2 separate regions of the Homo sapiens genome follow, and region 2 is linked to region 1. A link is an interaction called in ENCODE POLR2A ChIA-PET data of the cell type or tissue named here. Cell type or tissue: Caco-2. All regions are shown on one strand. Links, peaks and the distances in the headings refer to the core of each region. The heading gives the core; the rest is flanking DNA.

The links. ChIA-PET counts read pairs that join two places held together with the same protein. Peaks named below come from ENCODE experiments on the same cell type or tissue, not always from the same donor. Only the 100,000 strongest peaks of a DNase experiment are listed, where the experiment ranks them.
Region 2: POLR2A ChIA-PET joins it to region 1 with 12 read pairs; 4 of 35 experiments call an interaction of 5 or more read pairs at or near these places.

The regions. Positions count from the first base shown.
Region 1 is chr19:748,199-757,115 of GRCh38, forward strand. It overlaps PALM (paralemmin), which reads left to right. Exons shown (of 9, transcript NM_002579.3): 9 at 1-131. It overlaps MISP (mitotic spindle positioning), which reads left to right and starts at 2,914. Exons shown (of 5, transcript NM_173481.4): 1 at 2,914-2,973; 2 at 8,692-8,917. The coding sequence starts at 8,749. In Caco-2, for the core only: no CTCF peak of the experiment used is centred there; DNase peaks (open chromatin) are centred at 2,943, 3,693, 4,643 and 5,253; H3K4me3 peaks cover 2,076 bases.
Region 2 is chr19:881,956-890,685 of GRCh38, forward strand. MED16 (mediator complex subunit 16) reads right to left here. Exons shown (of 16, transcript NM_005481.3): 3 at 8,182-8,289; 4 at 7,683-7,852; 5 at 3,815-4,246; 6 at 2,948-3,053. Among named protein-coding and RNA genes, the nearest start is that of MED16, 6.9 kb to the right of the region's middle. RefSeq lists enhancers at 3,389-3,889, 3,890-4,390. In Caco-2, for the core only: no CTCF peak of the experiment used is centred there; a DNase peak (open chromatin) is centred at 1,966.

The DNA.
Region 1 (8,917 bases), core at 1-8,000:
CCTGAGTCCCTCGAGCCGCGAGCCTTCGCTGAAGTGCCCTTGCTATAACCCCCTCTGCTTCTGGTGTGTGACGAGGCCCCCGATGTTCTTGATTTTCCCAGAGAAGCAAATAAACAGCGTGAACAGCCCCAGTTCCTGGAGTTCTTGCCTTTCAACCTGGCGAGGAAGGCGTGGCCAGGCCAGGGGGTGGGGCCTGCCGGCCTTTGAGCCATTAAAGGGAGGCTGAGCAGGGTTGCGGTGTGCTGGCTTCACCTGCCTGCACCCGCTCACCCTGAGCGCCTTGGGGTGGTGGGAGGCGCTGGAATCCCCACTGTGCAGGTAAGGCCTGGCTGTAAGGGGCTGCTGTGGGGGGGCAGGACTGGCTTCCCGGGGGGCCCTCGGGTTCTGCGGCCGCCCCGTCCTGTCCTTTGTTCCTCCCTTTGCTGGGCTCACAGCCCCTGGGTGATGACAGAGGGTCCCCTGGACACCCACAAGCTCTGTAGAGAAGCCGGCCCCTGGGAAATACACAGGAGGCCTGGGGAGGAGGTGTCTGTAGAGACCAGTGTCATGCTCACGGGAAGGTGCTGCCCCGCCAGCCCCACTCTCTCACGCTGTAGTCTTGGAGAAGTCGCTGCCTCCTCTGGGCCTCAGTTTTCCCATCTGTAAAATAAGCCTTCGTGGCCGGGCACGGTGTTTCACACCTGCAATCCTAGTACTTTGGGAGGCCGAGGTGGGCGGATCACAAGGTCAAGAGATCGATACCATCCTGGCCAACATACTGAAACCCTGTCTCTACTAAAAATACAAAAACTTAGCCGGGCGTGGTGGCTCACGCCTGTAATCCTAGCTATTCAGGAGGCTGAGGCAGGAGAATCGCTTGAACCTGGGAGGCGGAGGCTGCAGTGAGCTGAGATCGTGCCACTGCACTCCAACCTGGGCGACAGAGCGAGACTCTGTCTCAAATAAAATAAAATAGGCCTTCGGAGCCCTGAGTGGGAGGCCAGCCTCAGCCTGGGCGTGGGACGTCTCCACAGTGCCCCCAGCTCATGGGCGATCCAGCCTCCACCCTGCTGGGGCCTCAGTTTTCCCCGATGAGGTGGTGAGTGTGGTGGAGAGCACTGCTGAGGGAACTCAGGTTCCAATTCCAGCCTAAACCCCCGCCATTCCTGAGGCGCGATTTTAAGCTTTCCGTACCTCCGTTTCCCTATCTACAAGCCAGGGAGAAAAGGACGTGAAGGGGGTGGCGGGAGGCGGCGGTGGGAGGCGCCGTGAGGCCGCGCACCCTGAGCTTTCACACACCCAGCAGCGTTAGGTGCCACGCTGTCCTTTGGGGGCCCTTTATCCAGATTTGTCCTTAAACACCCCCATCTTGGCCAGGCGCCGTGGCTCGCGCCTGTAATCCCAGCACTTTGGGAGGCTGAGGCGGGGGCATCACCTGAGGTCAGGAGTTCGAGACCAGCCTGGCTAACGTGGCAAAACCCTGTCTCTACTAAAAATACAAAAATAGCTGGGCGTGGTGGCTCATGCCAGTAATCCCAGCTACTAGGGAAGCTGAGGCAGGAGAATTGCTTGAACAGGGGAGGTTGCCGTGAGCCGAGATCGTGCCACTGCACTCCAGCCTGGGTGACAAGAGCGAGACTCCGTCTCAAAAAAAAAACACAAAAAAAGCACCCCCCTCCTGAGCAGCCCTGCTGGATTCGTAGCTGGGGGCCTTTTTACTCGAAGAAGAGACTGAGGTTCAGAGGGGCTCCACAAGCAGCCCCTCTGGCGTAGGTCAGGACAGAGCCCCAGCCTGGGGAACTGAAGTCCCTGCCCCCTCAGCTGTGTTCCCTGCCCTCATAGACGGCGCTAGGCCCAGTGGCCCGACTTCCCCACAGATGCTGGGCTCCCCACAGTCCCAGCAAGGCCTCTGCACCTTGACTAAGAATCCAGGAGGACCATGGGCGCCTGAGGGCCTCTGCGTCCCCATCTCTCGGGGTGGCCTGGGTCTTTTGACGGCCTCGTGCGGTTCTTTTTTTTTTTTTTTTTTTTTTTTTTTTGAGTTGGAGTTTTGCTCTTGTCGCCCAGGCTGGAGTGCAGTGGTGTGATCTCGGCTCACTGCAACCTCCAACTCCTGGGTTCAAGTGATTCTTCTGCCTCAGCCTCCCAAGTAGCTGGGATTATAATAGCGTGCCACCATACCCCGCTAAATTTTGTATTTTTAGTAGAGACGGGGTTTCGCCATGTTGGCCAGGCTGGTCTCGAACTCCTGGCCTCAAGTGATCCGCCCGCCTCGGCCTCCCAAAGTGCTGGGATTACAGGTGTGAGCCACCAAGTCCGGCCCCCTCGTATGGGTTTTTATGTGGATGGGGCCTAGGGAATTCCTCCCAGCAGCCCTGAGGGAGCCCGGGCGTGATGTTCCCCCACGTCCCGGAGGAGAAAACAGGGCTAAGAGAGGTCAGGTGGGATCAGAACCCAGGCCACACCAAACCCCCCCGAGTCTGCCAAACCTGGTTTATGCAAGAAGGGGGCCATCTAGGGGAGTTGCCCCAAGGGGTGGGCTGGGCCAGAAGGCACGGACGGGATTGGGACTCAGCCCCTCCGGCCCCCCAGGAGACACAGGCCACTGTGCACGCTGAGCTGCTGTGTGGCCCTGGACACCTGCTGACCCTCTCTGAGCGGTGCTGAGAGGCGGTGGGAGGGCCAGGCAGCCAAGGGAGGTTTCGGCTGAGTTCTGGCTCCTCGGGGCCACCTGGAGGCCCTGGGGGTGGAGGGGCAGCCGGCAGCGGGCACGGTGCCCGCCCTTGCCCAGCCTGGTATCCTCTTTCTCCCTCCTCCTCCTCTGGACTTTGTTTCCTGATCCCAGGTGGGGCTGGGGGGAGGGGGCACACCTGCCTCCCCTGGGTGGGGCCTCTGTTCCCTGGCAACCTGGCGGGCAGGGCGGAGCTGGGAGGCCTCTGTGCCCATCGAGGAGTCAGAGTGGAGGCTGCAGACTGTGGAGCCGGGAGCCGGCAGGTGAGGCTGGGGGCGCCCCGGGCCGGGCCGGGCGGGGATCCTGTGTGGGGCGGTTGGATCCACATTTGGCGTGGGAGCGTCATGTGTCTGTGGGCGGGGTCTGCTTGCCTGGCGGCACTTGGGATCCAGGGAGGCCCCCTGCCCCACCCCGTCACCCTCGGAGCCTCCCTGAGGCACCTTTCCCTCTGCCCCCGCTAGGTACTCTGGGGCCTCAAGGGCACCCACTGGGAGAGCAGAGAGGCCCTTGTCCCTGAACTCTGCTGGGGCTTTTGAACCCCAAATCCCAGAGCCCTCCAAGGGAGGGGCCGGGTTGGCACCCCCATGGTCAGAGGCCAGAGGGGCCCCTCCATGGTTCTGGGAATTCCAGAGGCTTCTGGAGAGATGCTTATCCGTCCCACCAGGCCCCTGACTGGGAGGCTCTGGGCAGTAAACACCCCCGTGGGGCTGGGGGCTGGTTTGGGGACACGGAGGAGGGGTGGCTGAGTACAGGCGGAAGGAGTCTCAGGCCGGGGCTGGGGACTTGGCCTGGGTCCTCGGGTGGGGGTGAGGTGGTAGCCTGGGATCCCGGGCAGCCAGCAGGGACTCGGCCCAGCGTCTGCCGGTGGAGCTCCGCCCAGGAGCCCAAGGAGCTGAGATGACTCAAGGGTGACTGCAACCCTGAGGGATGGGAAAAAGGAACGGGGCCCTCCCTTCTGCATGGCCTCCTTGTCTGAGTCTCGGCCCCACAAGGGAACCTTTGCCCCTCACATAGAGCCAACTGGCTGATGAGGAAGGAGGTGTGGCACCAGGGTCCATAAACCCAGTTTCATTCTGGTATCAACAGAGTTCAGGGTGAGGCTGGGAGGAGCAACCCAGGGGGCTTCCTGTAGGAGGGGGTGATTTGGAGCAAAGTCTGAAAACTGGCTTCAGACACTTGCTCTGTCATCGCTGTGTGACCTCAGATGAGCAGGTTCTCCTCTCTGGGTCCCAGCTCCCTCTCTCGAAAACCGGAGTCGAAAACGGTTCCAAGGTGTTGCAGGAAGAGTCTCAGGACGCCGAGGTCCTTAGCCACCGCCGGGCCTTGCAGGGGCCATCTTCCGTCCTGGGGCTCTTCCCCCGAGGGCAGCGCCGCTGCCCAAGAATGCCGGCCATGAGAGCCGCCGTGGATCCAGGGGTTTTTTTGGCCGACACAGTGAAACCCCATCTCTACTAAAAATACAAAACTTAGCCGGGCGTGGTGGCGGGCGCCTGTAGTCCCAGCTACTTGGGAGGCTGAGGCAGGAGAATGGTGTGAATCCGGGAGGCAGAGGTTGCAGTGAATGGAGATCGCGCCACTGCACTCCAGCCTGGGCGACAGAGGGAGACTCTATCTCAAAAAAAAAAGCGGGGGGCGGGGGTGGGCACTGAGGCACAGGCAGCAGGGGAGGGGGCCCAGTGGCCTTGAACCCAAGAGCTGGACCCCAGGCCCCACCCGCTGGCTTCAGTGAATCACTGGGGAGGAATGAGCAGAGGAGGATGCGTGCCTTCATCCCCACCCAACCCCGACCCCACTGGGAGACCCGGCACCTGCTCGAGGCTGGGCGGACAGCTCCCTTTCTCCCGGAGTTGACGTCTGATGTGGGTTATAAATCCCGCTGTGTAAACGTCTGTCCACTCACTGGGCAAACATTCCTACACCCGCCCTCCCCGGGGAGCTCCAGGGTGCAGGGCGTGGACCTGCCCAGCCCTTCAGGGCCAGAAGGCACGGTGGAGCCGGTCTGCATTCCGCAATGAGCCCGACCCCCACGTCTGAGCAGCTGGGATGAGTGGTGTTTGCCCAGCCAGTATTTATTAGGCGCCTGCTGTATACCAGACTCTGGGCTGCAGGAAGGGTGCTGACCTGTGGCCACAGCAGGCGAGAGCGAGGCCTGGGCTGACGGTTTCGGGTGGGAGAAGGCAAGGCCTTCCGTGAGCTGGGCAGGCGGCGTCCACGGAGGAGGAGGCCTCGGGTCAGGGGAGCCATCTGTGCGTCACGCTTTGGGAGGAAGCTCAGCTGTTTGTGTGGGATTTATTCACCAATGCCGCCTGGTTTTCAATGTTTCCCCTATTTTAGTTTCTGACATTTGATACGCGCGGAAGATTGCATGACACATTGCGTGTAGTTTCAACACGGCTCCCCACGGTCTCTCCACTTTATGCTGTTTGATGCCACTTTCCAGTTCAGAGAGGGGCTAAGTTTTTCTTTTTTTTTCTTTTTTTCTTTTTTTTTTTTTTTGAGGCGGAGTCTAGCTCTGTCACCAGGCTGGAGTGCAATGGTGCGATCTCAGCTCCCTGCAAGCTCCACCTCCCGGGTTCACAGCATTCTCCTGCCTCAGCCTCCTGAGTAGCTGGGACTACAGGCGCCCGCCAGCACACCCGGTTAATTTTTTTTGTATTTTTAGTAGAGATGGGGTTTCACCATTTTAGCCAGGATGGTCTCGATCTCCTGACCTCGTGATCCGCCAAAGTGCTGGGATTACAGGTGTGAGCCACTGTGCCTGGCCGACCCTGTCTGTTTAAAAACAAAAAAAAATGCTGCTGGTTGGTGTAAAGGCAGCAGATCTAAATAATAGCCTTGGTGGCCCGGGAGCGACAGTCCTGCTTTGTGGGGGTTTGTTTTTCTTTTGAGACAGGGTCTTTCTCTGTCACCCAGGCTGGAGTGCAATGGCACAATCTCAGCTCACCGCAACCTCCACCTCACAGGTTCAAGTGATTCTCCCACCTCAGCCTCCCAAGTAGCTGGGATTACAGGCCTGAGCCCCTGTGCCCAGCCGACAGTGCTTTTTTTAGGAGTCAGGAGCTCAAGCTTTTGAGATCCCTGTGTCTTCAGGTGAGGCTTCCTTTCCTCAACTATGAAAGATGATGTCTGCTGGACACGGTGGCTCACGCCTGTAATCCCTGCACTTTGGGAGGCCGAGGCAGGCGGATCACCTGAAGTCAGGAGTTCAAGACCAGCCTGGCCAACATGGTGAAACCCGTCTCTACTAACAATACAAAAATTAGCCGGGTGTCCTGGCTGGGCGCGGTGGCTCACGCCTGTAATCCCAACACTTTGGGAGGCCGAGGCGGGAGGATCACGAGGTCAGGAGATCAAGACCATCCTGGCTAATATGGTGAAACCCCGTCTCTACTAAAAATACAAAAAATTAGCCAGGCGTGGTGGCGGGCGCCCGTAGTCCCAGCTCTAGGGAGGCTGAGGCAGGAGAATGGCGTGAACCTGGGAGGCAGAGCTTGCAGGGAGCCGAGATCGCGCCACTGCACTCCAGCCTGGGCGACAGAGTGAGACTCCGCCTCAAAAAAAAGAAAAAATTAGCCGGGTGTGGGGGCGGGTGCCCGTAGTCCCAGCTACTCAGGAGGCTGAGGCAGGAGAATTGCTTGAACCCGGGAGGTGGAGATTGCAGTGAGCTGAGATCACGCTACCGCAGTCCAGCCTGTGCATCGCAGCGAGACTCTGTCTCAAAACAAAAGACAATACCTAAGACGGGTGCTGGGTACAAGGCCTGACATGAAGGAGGTGTTCAGATGATGGCTCTGGGGGAGGGGCAATCTGGGTTACTTCCTGGAGGAGGTGTCCATGGGCTTCAGCAGAGGAAGCCGTGGAGAAGCAGAAACAGGCAGCCTCGAGACAGAGAGAGCTGCAGGTAGAGGAGGAGGGCGAGGTTTGGGGTGGAGGAAGAGGGCCTGGTTTGGGGTGGAAGAGGAGGGTCTGGTTTGGGTTGGAGGAAGAGGGCCTGGTTTGGGTGGAAGAGGAGGGTCTGGTTTGGGTGGAAGAGGAGGGTCTGGTTTGGGGTGGAAGAGGAGGGCCTGGCTTGGGGTGGAGGAAGAGGGCCTGGTTTGGGGTGGAAGAGGAGGGCCTGGTTTGGGGTGGAAGAGGAGGGTCTGGTTTGGGGTAGAAGAGGAGGGCCTGGCTTGGGGTGGAGGTGCCCACAGAAATTGGGGTTTCGTGCTAAGGCCAGGAGCAGGGTGTGAGAACTGTGCCCTGCAGATGCCAGGAGCCACAGAAGCGATGCGAGCAGGTGTGTGACCTCCGGGAAGGCTCCTGGAACTGAGCCCAGCAGCAACCTGGACCCTTGGGAGAGGGCGAGAGCCGGAAGGCACTGGGTCAGGGTGTCACCCGCTCGCTCCACGGCCCCACCTGGGCCCAGCGGGACAAGGTCCACGGTGTTCCTTTGCCCATCCTGGCTTTATGGCGACAAGGCCCAGGCGGGGATGTTGTCTCAGATGGGACGAGGTGTCCAGCTGGGCAGGGCAGGGTGGAGAACCAGGATGTGGGAGCCGGGAAACTGGAGTTGCTGTCAGTCCTTCTCTCTGGGCCTCAGTTTCTCCATTTGACATCCCTTAGCAAGGGGCCATCTGTAATTGTCAGATGGAAAAATCCCACACCAGGAGTCTCAGAGTGAGCTCAGGGTGGAAAGGCTCAGTGCACAGGAGACACAGATAAATATGGTGCGGCCAAGGAAGGCTTCAGAGATCAAGGCTGAGGCCAGGCGCGGTGGCTCACGCCTGTAATTCCAGCACTTTGGGAGGCCGAGGCGGGCAGATCACCTGAGCTCAGGAGTTCGAGACCAACCTGGCCAACATGGTGAGACCTCGTCTCTACTAAAAATACAAAAAATTAGCCGGACTTGGGAGGTTAGCGCCTGTAATCCCAGCTACTCAGGAGGCTGAGGCACGAGAATTGCTTGAACCTGGAAGCAGAGGTTGCAGTGAGCTGACATTGTGCCACTGCACTCCAGGCTGGGCAACAGAGCGAGACTCCATCTCAAAAAAAAAAAAATCAAGGCTGAGCTGGACTCCACAGGGCAGGTGTGTGTGTCTGGGAGATAAGGTGGGCAGGGCACCCTGATTTTATTGGGCTGCAAATGTTAGAAACATATAATGCGAGTTGTTGGGGTAGTAACCGGGACATTCAGAGATTCAGGTATGGTTGGAATCAGGGAGCTTAAAAGTTTTCAGGATGCTTTGCTGGTGTTGGGGTTGCTGTCAAGCAAGCTGTACCCACTGGGGGCATTTACGTCCCCAGCAATTCACTATCTCATTCCATCAGCCTAACAAGACCAGCGGGAAGAGGGTCCCATCTTCTGCATTAATTGTAAAGTCCCAGGGTCTCATGTCATTGGCTAGACTGGGTCACATGCTCATCTCTGAACCAATTACAGAGGCCAGAGGGTGAAATGCTCTCACTGGCTGGACTAGGTCACTTACCCATCTTTGAACCAATCACAGAGGCCAGTGGGTGGGATGCTCTGATTGATCAGGATGAGTCACTTACCCATCCCTGAACCAATCACAGAGGCCAGAGAATGGGCTACTCTGACTGGCCAGGCTGGGCCATTTACTCATCCTTGAACCAATCACAGAGGCCAGAAGGTGGGATGCTCTGATTGGCCAGGCTGAGTTACTTACCTATCCCTTAGCCAATCACAGAGATTAGACAATGGGCTGCTCTGAGTGGCTGTACTGTGTCACGCACCCCTAAACCAATCACAGAGGTTAGAGAATGGGATGCACTGATTGGCTGGACTGTCACTTACGCACCCCTAAACCAATCACAGAGGTTAGAGAATGGGCTGCTCTGAGTGGCTGGACTGTGTCACTTACCCATCCCTAAACCAATCACAAAGGCCATTTGATGGACCCTTTGCCCTTTGGGGGACTGGAGGCTGTTCCTCTCCCTAGGTGCTCTGACTTGATGGCCCTCATTTCCTTCTCCTCCCTCAGTAAGCCCAGAGGTCTCCACCCCACGGGAGGAAGGCTGAGGCCAAGACCCCGGAAGAGATGGACCGCGTGACCAGATACCCCATCCTGGGCATCCCTCAGGCACACCGTGGCACCGGCCTGGTGCTGGATGGAGACACCAGCTACACATACCATCTGGTGTGCATGGGCCCCGAGGCCAGCGGCTGGGGCCAGGATGAGCCGCAGACATGGCCCACTGACCACAGGG
Region 2 (8,730 bases), core at 642-8,641, 130 kb after region 1:
GTGGGCCGGCACCATCTCACCCCCGATGGGGCAGACAGTGGGGAGACGGCGCCACCTCAGACCTGCAGCCATGCAAACCCTAACACTCGCTCGGCCTTAGCCAGCTCAGCCGGGATTCCCATCCCTCCTCATCTACAATTCCAATAAAGCCATGCGGGATGGTCGCACCCACAGATCCGCTGCCTGACAGCCCCTGCGTGAAGACGCAGCTCCTCCCAACAGGGCAGAGACTTCTGGGAATCTCAGGCCAAGCCTTAGCAAATGTGACATGGCCGGGCACAGCAGCTCACATCTGCCACCCCAAGACTTTGGGAAGCCAACGCCAGAGGATGGCTTGAGTCCAGGAGTTCAAGACCAGCCTGGACAACACAGCAAGACCCCATTCTCTACAAAAAAAACACAGTAAACATTAGCTGTGTGTGGTGGTGATGCACGCCTGCACACGCCTGTAGTCCCAGCTACTCAGGAGGCTGAGGTAGGATTGCTCGAGCCCAGGAAGATGAGGCTGCAGTGAGCCAAGATCACGCCACTGCACTCCAGCCTGGGCAACACAGCAAGAGCCTAGCTCAAAAACAAAAAACAAAAACAGTGGCCCAGAGAGCACGTGTGGGGGGTCCTGCTGTGGCTGCATGTGGGACACGGAGGGCAGCTGGAGCCGGCCTGCTGGAGCATGTGCGGCCAGTGGACAGGCCACGCCACCTCGGCTGCTAACCGCAGACACGTGGGAACCAGGAGAGCGCAGCTGAGGCAGCCACAGAAACAGAAACAGTGCAGGGCTGCTGGCCTGAGCTGCTCAGTTTGGGGCTGGCTTGTTACTCGGCTGAAGCTGACTACCACGCAGCTGCTCTGTGCCACCCGCATCATGAGGTCTCTGCCCCGGACGGGCCATCACGGTCACAGAGCCTTGACCTCCTGCAAACCCGTATAGGGGTCCTGTGAGCAGCATTCCCTGGGGGGAAACAGGCCCAGAGAGTGGCTGAGACGCCCAGAGGGCACACAGTGGTCAGGGGTGGCTGGCCCTCATGGAATTGAGCCTCTCATAGGAAAGACAGGAAACTCAACGCCCCAGCGCCGGGGGAGGCAGCTGCCATGACGACCACACCCCCAGCTAGTGGCCAGGGTACCCTCACAGCACGATTTACATCCCCTCCTCCATCCAACTGACGGCTGCGGTCAGCATTCCTAAATGAGGGGGGACTTGAGGCAGGGAGAAGCTAAGCTGCTAAGTGGGGATGTGGGGCAGTGGGTGAAGAGCTGGGCATGGTAGGAACCGAAGCCTGGCATGGTGGGCACGTGGGGCGGTGCGTGAAGAGCTGGGCATGGCGGGGACCGAAGCCTGGCATGGTGGGCACGTGGGGCGGTGGGTGAAGAGCTGGGCATGGCGGGGACCGAAGCCTGGCACGGTGGGCACGTGGGGTGGTGGGTGAAGAGCTGGGCATGGCGGGGACCGAAGCCTGGCACGGTGGGCACGTGGGGCGGTGCGTGAAGAGCTGGGCATGGCGGGGACCAAAGCCTGGCATGGTGGGCACGTGGGGCGGTAGGGGGAGAGATGGGGGAGAGATGGGTGCGGTGGGGACTGTCCCAGTGACCCCCAGCTGCCAGGGATGTGAGACCTGAGAAAGGCTGTGGCATGTGTGTGAGACGTGGCTCTCGGGCGGGTAACAGCTGGGCCAGCAGGTGAGGACGGCTGCAGGAGACGAGGAGGAGTGTCGGAGCCCAGGACTGCCCAGTGGCTTGGCTGTGGGCAGATGGTAGACACAGACGTGCCCAGCGGGGGCACCGGGCAGTGAAGGTGCAGGTCTGTGCAGCCACACGGGGTGGCGCCAGGTGCTGCTGCAGGAGCCAGCGCAGCCCAAACTGCCTGGTGACTCACCACGAGGCCCAGGGGAAGGAATGAGGCCCAACAAGGCCCTGGGGACCGGGCGAAGGAACGAGCCCTGGGAGAAGGAATGGCAGCAGCCCTCTTCACCTGCCTGGTGACTCACTACAAGCCCTGGGGGAAGGAATGGCAGTGGCCCTCTTCACCTTTACTGCCTCTGCGGCCACAATGGGCAGTTGACATAACCACCTGCAGGCCCCGGGAGCCATCGGGGCCTCTTGACACGTGCTCATTAGTGGCTTCTGAGGAGCGCCTGCCCCACCTGCCCCACGTGCCCCCACGTCTGGCCACTCCAGGGTCCATTAGCGCTAATCGGCAAATGCCTGTGCTCTCATCTACCGGGAAAACATCTCCCTTCTCCAGAGCGGAGGCCAGCCTAAAAACCAGGCCCGCAGCCTCCGAGGCTCTGAAAACCAAGCGGCTGTTCTGGTCCCCGGTCATAGCAGGCGGGCGTCCCTGCTTCGCTCCAGCCCCAGGATTTTGTGCCGGAGGTGGGGATGACGGGCTTGGCTCCGTGGGTGCGGGGGGCCCATCGGGCGGATAGAGATGGGAATGGGGGCCCCAGAAGAGGCTGCTGGAGAGGTGGGGTGGGGTGGGGGGCGTGTTCTCAGCAGCCTCAGCTGACCCGCTGAGCCTTGGCTTCCTCTCCCTGAACCAGGTTCCGGAGGATTCCGTGCACCGCCCCTGCCCGGTCTGGCCTGTCCCCTGCTGCCCGACGGCCCCACCCACAGACCCACGCTCCACAGCCGCCCACACGCCTGCAGCCCCTCACGGTGTCCCCGCTGGCTGAGCAACGACACCTCTCAGCCTCGGCCTCGCACAGAATGGTGGCAGCCGCCGCAGCGGGCGTGGAAGGATGGAGGAGTCTATACGCCTAACACACTCAGAATGCTGGCAGGCGCGCGGTCACACCCGAGATCCTAGCACTACTGGAGATCGAGGCGAGACGATCGCTTAGGGCCGGGGTTCAGGACCACCCTGGGTGACACAGCAAGACCTGCCTCCAAAATAAAAACCAACCGCCCCCGAGGGCAGGCCCAGGGCCTCCGCAGCCGGCGGGAGACTCACCCACGGGGGAGATCTGCTGGAAGATGTTGTTCACGGGGAGTCCCTCCTTGCGCAGGGACCAGCACTCCACGATGCTGCTGGTCTGGCTGGACGCGCACAAAAGCACCTGCGGGGGAGGTGGGGGTGAGGGCTGACCCGGCACTGCTGTGGTGGCCACGCCACCACCGGAGCCTGAGCTGCGGGACCCTGGGGCCACGCACTGCTGGGCCTGTCTCTTCAGCCACGCCTGCCCCTCGGGCCCTCCTGGATTCCAGCCCAGGCCTGTCCCCAGAGCCCAACATCCACTCACAGGAACGCAAATGTCCCCGGATGGTGCCCTCCCACAGGGACAGCAAAGGGACACAGGGAACCAAGTCAGGGGCTTCAAGGAGTTTGGGGCGTTACTGATTCCTAATTACAACAGGAATCCAGGCGACCTGGTGTGGTCGGCTCAACAGTGGCCCCCAGAACATCCCATCCTCAGCCCTAGGACCGGTGGCTGGGCCGCCTCTCACAGAGAAGGGACCTGCGGGTGGGATTCGGTTCGGGACACTGAGACGGGAGAGCACGTTGGGGGGGGTCCGGGGGCCCCAGTGTCCTCACAGGGTCCTCAGGAGAGAATGTGGGAGGTTGAGATTCAGAGACAGGAAGAGGCTGCGCTGTGGCCACGAAGCGGGAGGAAGGCGCCCCGAACCGAGGGATTGGGCGCCTCCAGATGCTGGGAAAGGCAGAAAATGGGTTCTCCCCTGGAGCCCCCGGGAGGGACCGGCCCTGCCCACACCACGGTTTAGCCCGTGGAGGCCCGCGCGGGTCTCCACCCCCAGGACCCTGAGAAGCAGTGCTTCATTCCAAGCCTGCCAGCCCACGTGATGGCCTGCGCCCGTTCACCTGCTCCGACATGTCCCGGGCCAGGAACTTGAGGTGGGTGATGGCGGGAAACTTGTCCTTGCGGTTGAGGTCGGTGGTGCAGCGCATGAACAGGGAGGGCAGGATCTCCGTGTCGATACGGCACTTCTCGCTCACCACGCTCACGCACACCTTGTAGAACTGCACGGGCGACGCGCTGCTGCCGTCCGCCGTGGCCACCACGATGTTGCCGCCGCCGGTGAAGGCGATGTCGGCCAGGGCCACGCGGCCGCGCAGCCGGCACAGGCTCTCGGTGGACGTCAGCACCTGCCCGCTGGGCTTCAGCAGGGACACGGTGACCAGGCCGCTGACCGTCACCGCGATCCAGCCCTCCATGGGCTTGCCGCCGAACAGCGTGAGCGACGGTGAGAACTTGACTCGGGAGAACTTCTCCCCGAAGCTGGAGGCGCCCGACTGTGGAGAAGGGAGGGAGGGAGGAGGGGCCGCTCAGGCTCATGGGGGCTGCCCCATGACCCCCAGAAACACGCGCACAGAAGAACCACGCAGAAGCCAGGAGTGTGTGCACCTGGGTTCAGATCCTGACTCGGCCACCTGAGCCGTGTGGGATGTGATCCCCTCTGACCCTCCGTCTCCTCATCTGTAAGGTGGAAGGAACGGCACCTTTGCTTTAGAGGACAGTGGGGAGGATTAAACGGGTGAACGTGTGCGCAACGGGAGTCACCTCCCCTTTCTGTAAAGGGACAGACAGCAGCATGCTCGGTTCTGGGAGCCAGGTGGTCCCTGTTGCAACGACTTGGCTCTGGCTCTGCCGTGGCGGCACACAGGCAGCTGGTGCCAATGAGCCACACTCACAAACCCAGGCGGGGGCCGTCAGGCCCTGGGCCGCACTGTGCAGACCTGAGCTATAGCACTCAGGAAGTGCTGTGTAAGCACCAGCGGCTGCTGCGGGCACTATTTGATTTCAAATCAAATTTGTCAAGTCATTATTGACATACGGAAACATCCACCCTTCTTTCAACGTGAGTCTTTTAAAAGATGGGGTCTTGGCTGCGCACGGTGGCTCTCGCCTATAATCCCAGCACTTTGGGGGGCTGAGGCAGGTGGATCCCCTGAGGTCAGCAGTTCAAGACCAGCCTGGCCAACACAGTAAAAGCCTGTTGCTAATAAAAAATACAAAAAAATTAGCCGGGCATGGTAGCGGGTGCCTATAATCCCAGCTACTCAGGAGGCTGAGGCAGGAGAATTGCTGGAATCCAGGAGGTGGTGATTGCAGTGAGCCGAGATCACACCATTACACTCTGGCCTGGGCAACGAGAGCAAAACTTTGTCTCAAAAACAAAAAAAAAAAGAACAAGAAAAATGTCTCTACGTTGTGAAAAAATGCGAGGAAGAGAAGTGTATCATACGTATCGTACGGCTCCATTCTAAGTTACAAGTTAAAAAAAAACACTTCTTATAGCAAGAAGCAGGTCCAGAAGTCCAGGAAGCAAGCCAGGCCTGGTGGTGAGGGGTTGCCATGGCGACGACTCATCTGGTGTCCACACCACACGTCTGTGTGGGTCGCAGGCTGGCATGTCTGAGACTATGTTAAAGGAGCACATGTGCCTTTTATTAATGTAATTAAAAAACAAAAATTTGGCCGGACGCGGTGGCTCACGCCTGTAATCTCAGCACTTTGGGAGGCCGAGGCGGGCAGATCTCAAGGTCAGGAGTTCGACACCATCCTGGCCAAGATAGTGAAACCCCGTCTCTACTAAAAATACAAAAATTAGCCGGGCGCGGTGGTGCGTGCCTGTAATTCCAGCTACTCGGGAGGCTGAGGCAGGAGAATCACTTGAACCTGGGAGGTGGAAGTTTCAGTGAGCCGAGATCGCACCACTGCACTCCAGCCCGGTTGACAGAACAAGACTCTGTCTCAAAAAAAATGTATTTGGTTATTTTAAAAAGCGAGGCTCTGACTCAGGCCACAGCGGGGATGCACCTTGAGGACATCACGCTCAGTAAGAGATGCCAGACACAGAAGGCTACGCAGTGTGTGATCCTGTTTCTATGAATGTCCAGGACAGGCAGATCCAGAGAGACAACTGGGTCTCGGGGGCTGGGGTGGGGGATGGATCAGGGTGATGCAGGATGGGGACTGGGTTTCCTTTTCGGGTGATGAGAAGGGACTGAAGCTGGGCACAGTGACTCACGCCTGTCATCCCAGCACTTTGGGAGGCCAAGACAGGCAGATCACCTGAGGTTAGGAGTTCGAGACCACCCTGACCAACATGGAGAAACCCGGTCCCTACTAAAAATACAAAAAAGCAGCCGGGCGTGGTGGCGGGCGCCTGTAATCCCAGCTATTCAGGAGGCTGAGGCAGTAGAATCGCTTGAGCCCGGGAGGGAGAGGCTGCAGTGAGCCGAGATCGCGCCACTACACTCCAGCCTGGGCAACAGAGCAAGACCCTGTCTCAAAAAACAAACAAACAAACAAAAAAGATAAAGGTCTGGCCGGGCTCGTTGGCTCACACCTCTAATCCCAGCACTTTGGGAGGCTGAGGCAGACGGATCACCTGAGGTGAGAAGTTCGAGACCAGCCTGGCCAACATGGTGAAACCCCGTCTCTACTAAAAAATTACAAAAATTAGCCAGGTGTGGTGGTGGGTGCCTGTAATCCCAGCTACTCAGGAAGCTGAGGCAGGAGAATCGCTTGAACCCAGGAGGCAGAGGTTGCTGTGAGCCAAGATCGCATCACTGCACTCCAGCCTGGGGGATAGAGCGAGACTCTGTCTCCAAAAAAAAAAAAAAAAAAAGATAAAGGTCTGAGGTTAGCTATGGTGGTGGCCGCACAACATGGCGAGTGTATACGAAACCTCTGGACCGTGTGGGCTGCACACTCTCAATGGGTGAGTTCTAAGGTCTGTGAACTCCATCCCGACAAAACTGTTACCAAAAACAGGAAATACAGACAAACGGGGACCGCAGGGTGGGGAGTGCACCCCGGAGGGCCCCCGTGGCACGAAGCCGGTGCTGCGTGTACTGCGGCAATGCGCCGACAATGGCAGTCCCTGGGGAGGGACTCACGAAGGGACGAGAGAAAAGATCTTGTCCACTGCATCCCTCCAGGAAGGCCTCCTAGTTCCTGCGAGAGCCCCAGCACAAGCAGACGCACAGAGGCACGAAGCTGGGGTGGCTGTGAGGCCTTTGCCACGAACATCCCCGAGACCCTGCCGTCAGTGAGGAAACTGACACACAGAGGTGAGGAGTCAGAGCCTGAACCCAGGTGCCCCCCCAACCCTGGCCACGCCTACTCTTAACTGTCCCCCCCAACCCTGGCCACGCCTACTCTTAACTGTCCCCAACCCTGGCCACGCCTACTTCTTAACTGTCCCCAACCCTGGCCACGCCTACTCTTAACTGTCCCCCCCAACCCTGGCCACGCCTATCTTAACTGTCCCCCCCAACCCTGGCCACGCCTACTCTTACCTGTGGGGCCGAATCACAGGGAGCATAGAGAGGGGCTCTGGGATGTTACTAAATCAGAGGGTGGGCTGCATTCAGAAGACAGCAGCCACCAGTTATACATGCAGCTACCTAAGGACAGTAGCCTCCAGTGAAAGAGATAACTCACTAAGAACGGCCACCCTCAGTTAAATGAGGGGCCACTGAACACGCAGGTGCCAATGACAGCCAGACTGCAGGTGGGGGCCAAGTGAACAGCCACCCTCAGTTAAATGAGAGGCCACTGAACACACAGGTGCTAATGACAGCCGGACTGCAGGTGGGAGCCAAGTGCAAGGTCCAAAAAACCAGGGGATGCTGGTGATGGAGAGGAGAGGGGCTGGCGGGTGGCTGGGTAGGGTGACATCTCATCTGCCTCATCCGCTCACTCGGGCAGGACACTCACCTTCTCCACGTGCAGGGCCAGTTTCACACCATTGTGCAGCCAGGACAGGGCCACAATGGGGTCCCCCTCCACTAGGCTGCCCACTGAGCTCTCCCAGCTATTAGCCAGGTGGTCCGCCATGCTCCAGCACTTGATCTGCCCGTCGGCATCTGCTGACAGGAGCCGGGAGCCTGAGGGCAAGAAGCCATCATTGCGAACCTTCCAGGGATGGGCAGAGCACTGCGTTGCAGGACGGCACAGCGCCTGGGGGAAGCCAGCCCAGTGGAGAGGTCTCGGCCCAGGTAGGGCACAGCAGGTGGCACAAGGCGCACTCCAGAGATGCCCTGAGACACCCTGAACAAGAATGATTCGGGCCACTATGGAAAGAGCAGCAGGTGCAAAGCTGCAGACCAGGGGCTCTAGACCCAGCGCCGGACTCCAGACTGACCGGAGAAACACAGGGCCCCCCTGCTCCGGGATCCGGGTCGCCACCCCTGGCCACGTGGGACCAGCGCCTCACCTGACTGGTCCCACTCCAGGCAGGTGATGGCCTCGTGGTGCTCTGAGGGGATCGAGTGCAGGTCCCAGGGGTGCTCCGTGTCCAGGATGTGGATCATGCGGGTCAGGTCTGTGGGGACGGGGCATGGTCAGCACGGCCTGGCACCACAGCCTGCAGACGATGACGATGACTCCAGGCAGGCTCCAGGTAAGCCGGTGTGTGTCCCACCCCAGGAAGGTCACAGAACTGCTGTCAGCCGAGTCGACAGCTCAGGGAACAGGCTGTCCCCCCGCAGGAACAGAGCAGGCCTGTGAGGCGCCACAACTGTGTCTTTAAAACCAGATTAGAAGAAAATGACTCCGAAATGTGAACAGTGGGAGCCTCTCCACAGCAGATAATAGGTGGCTTTTTTGCACCCCGATTTGATTCCAATTTTCTGTGGTTTTCTAGTTTTCTCTAATGACCACGTATTATGAGTGCCTATTACTCAAACAATGGAGAGAAGACGGGCACAGCCACCACGCACCTTTCAAAAACCAGTGACACACACCGTCTAGAAAACTGGGGCAC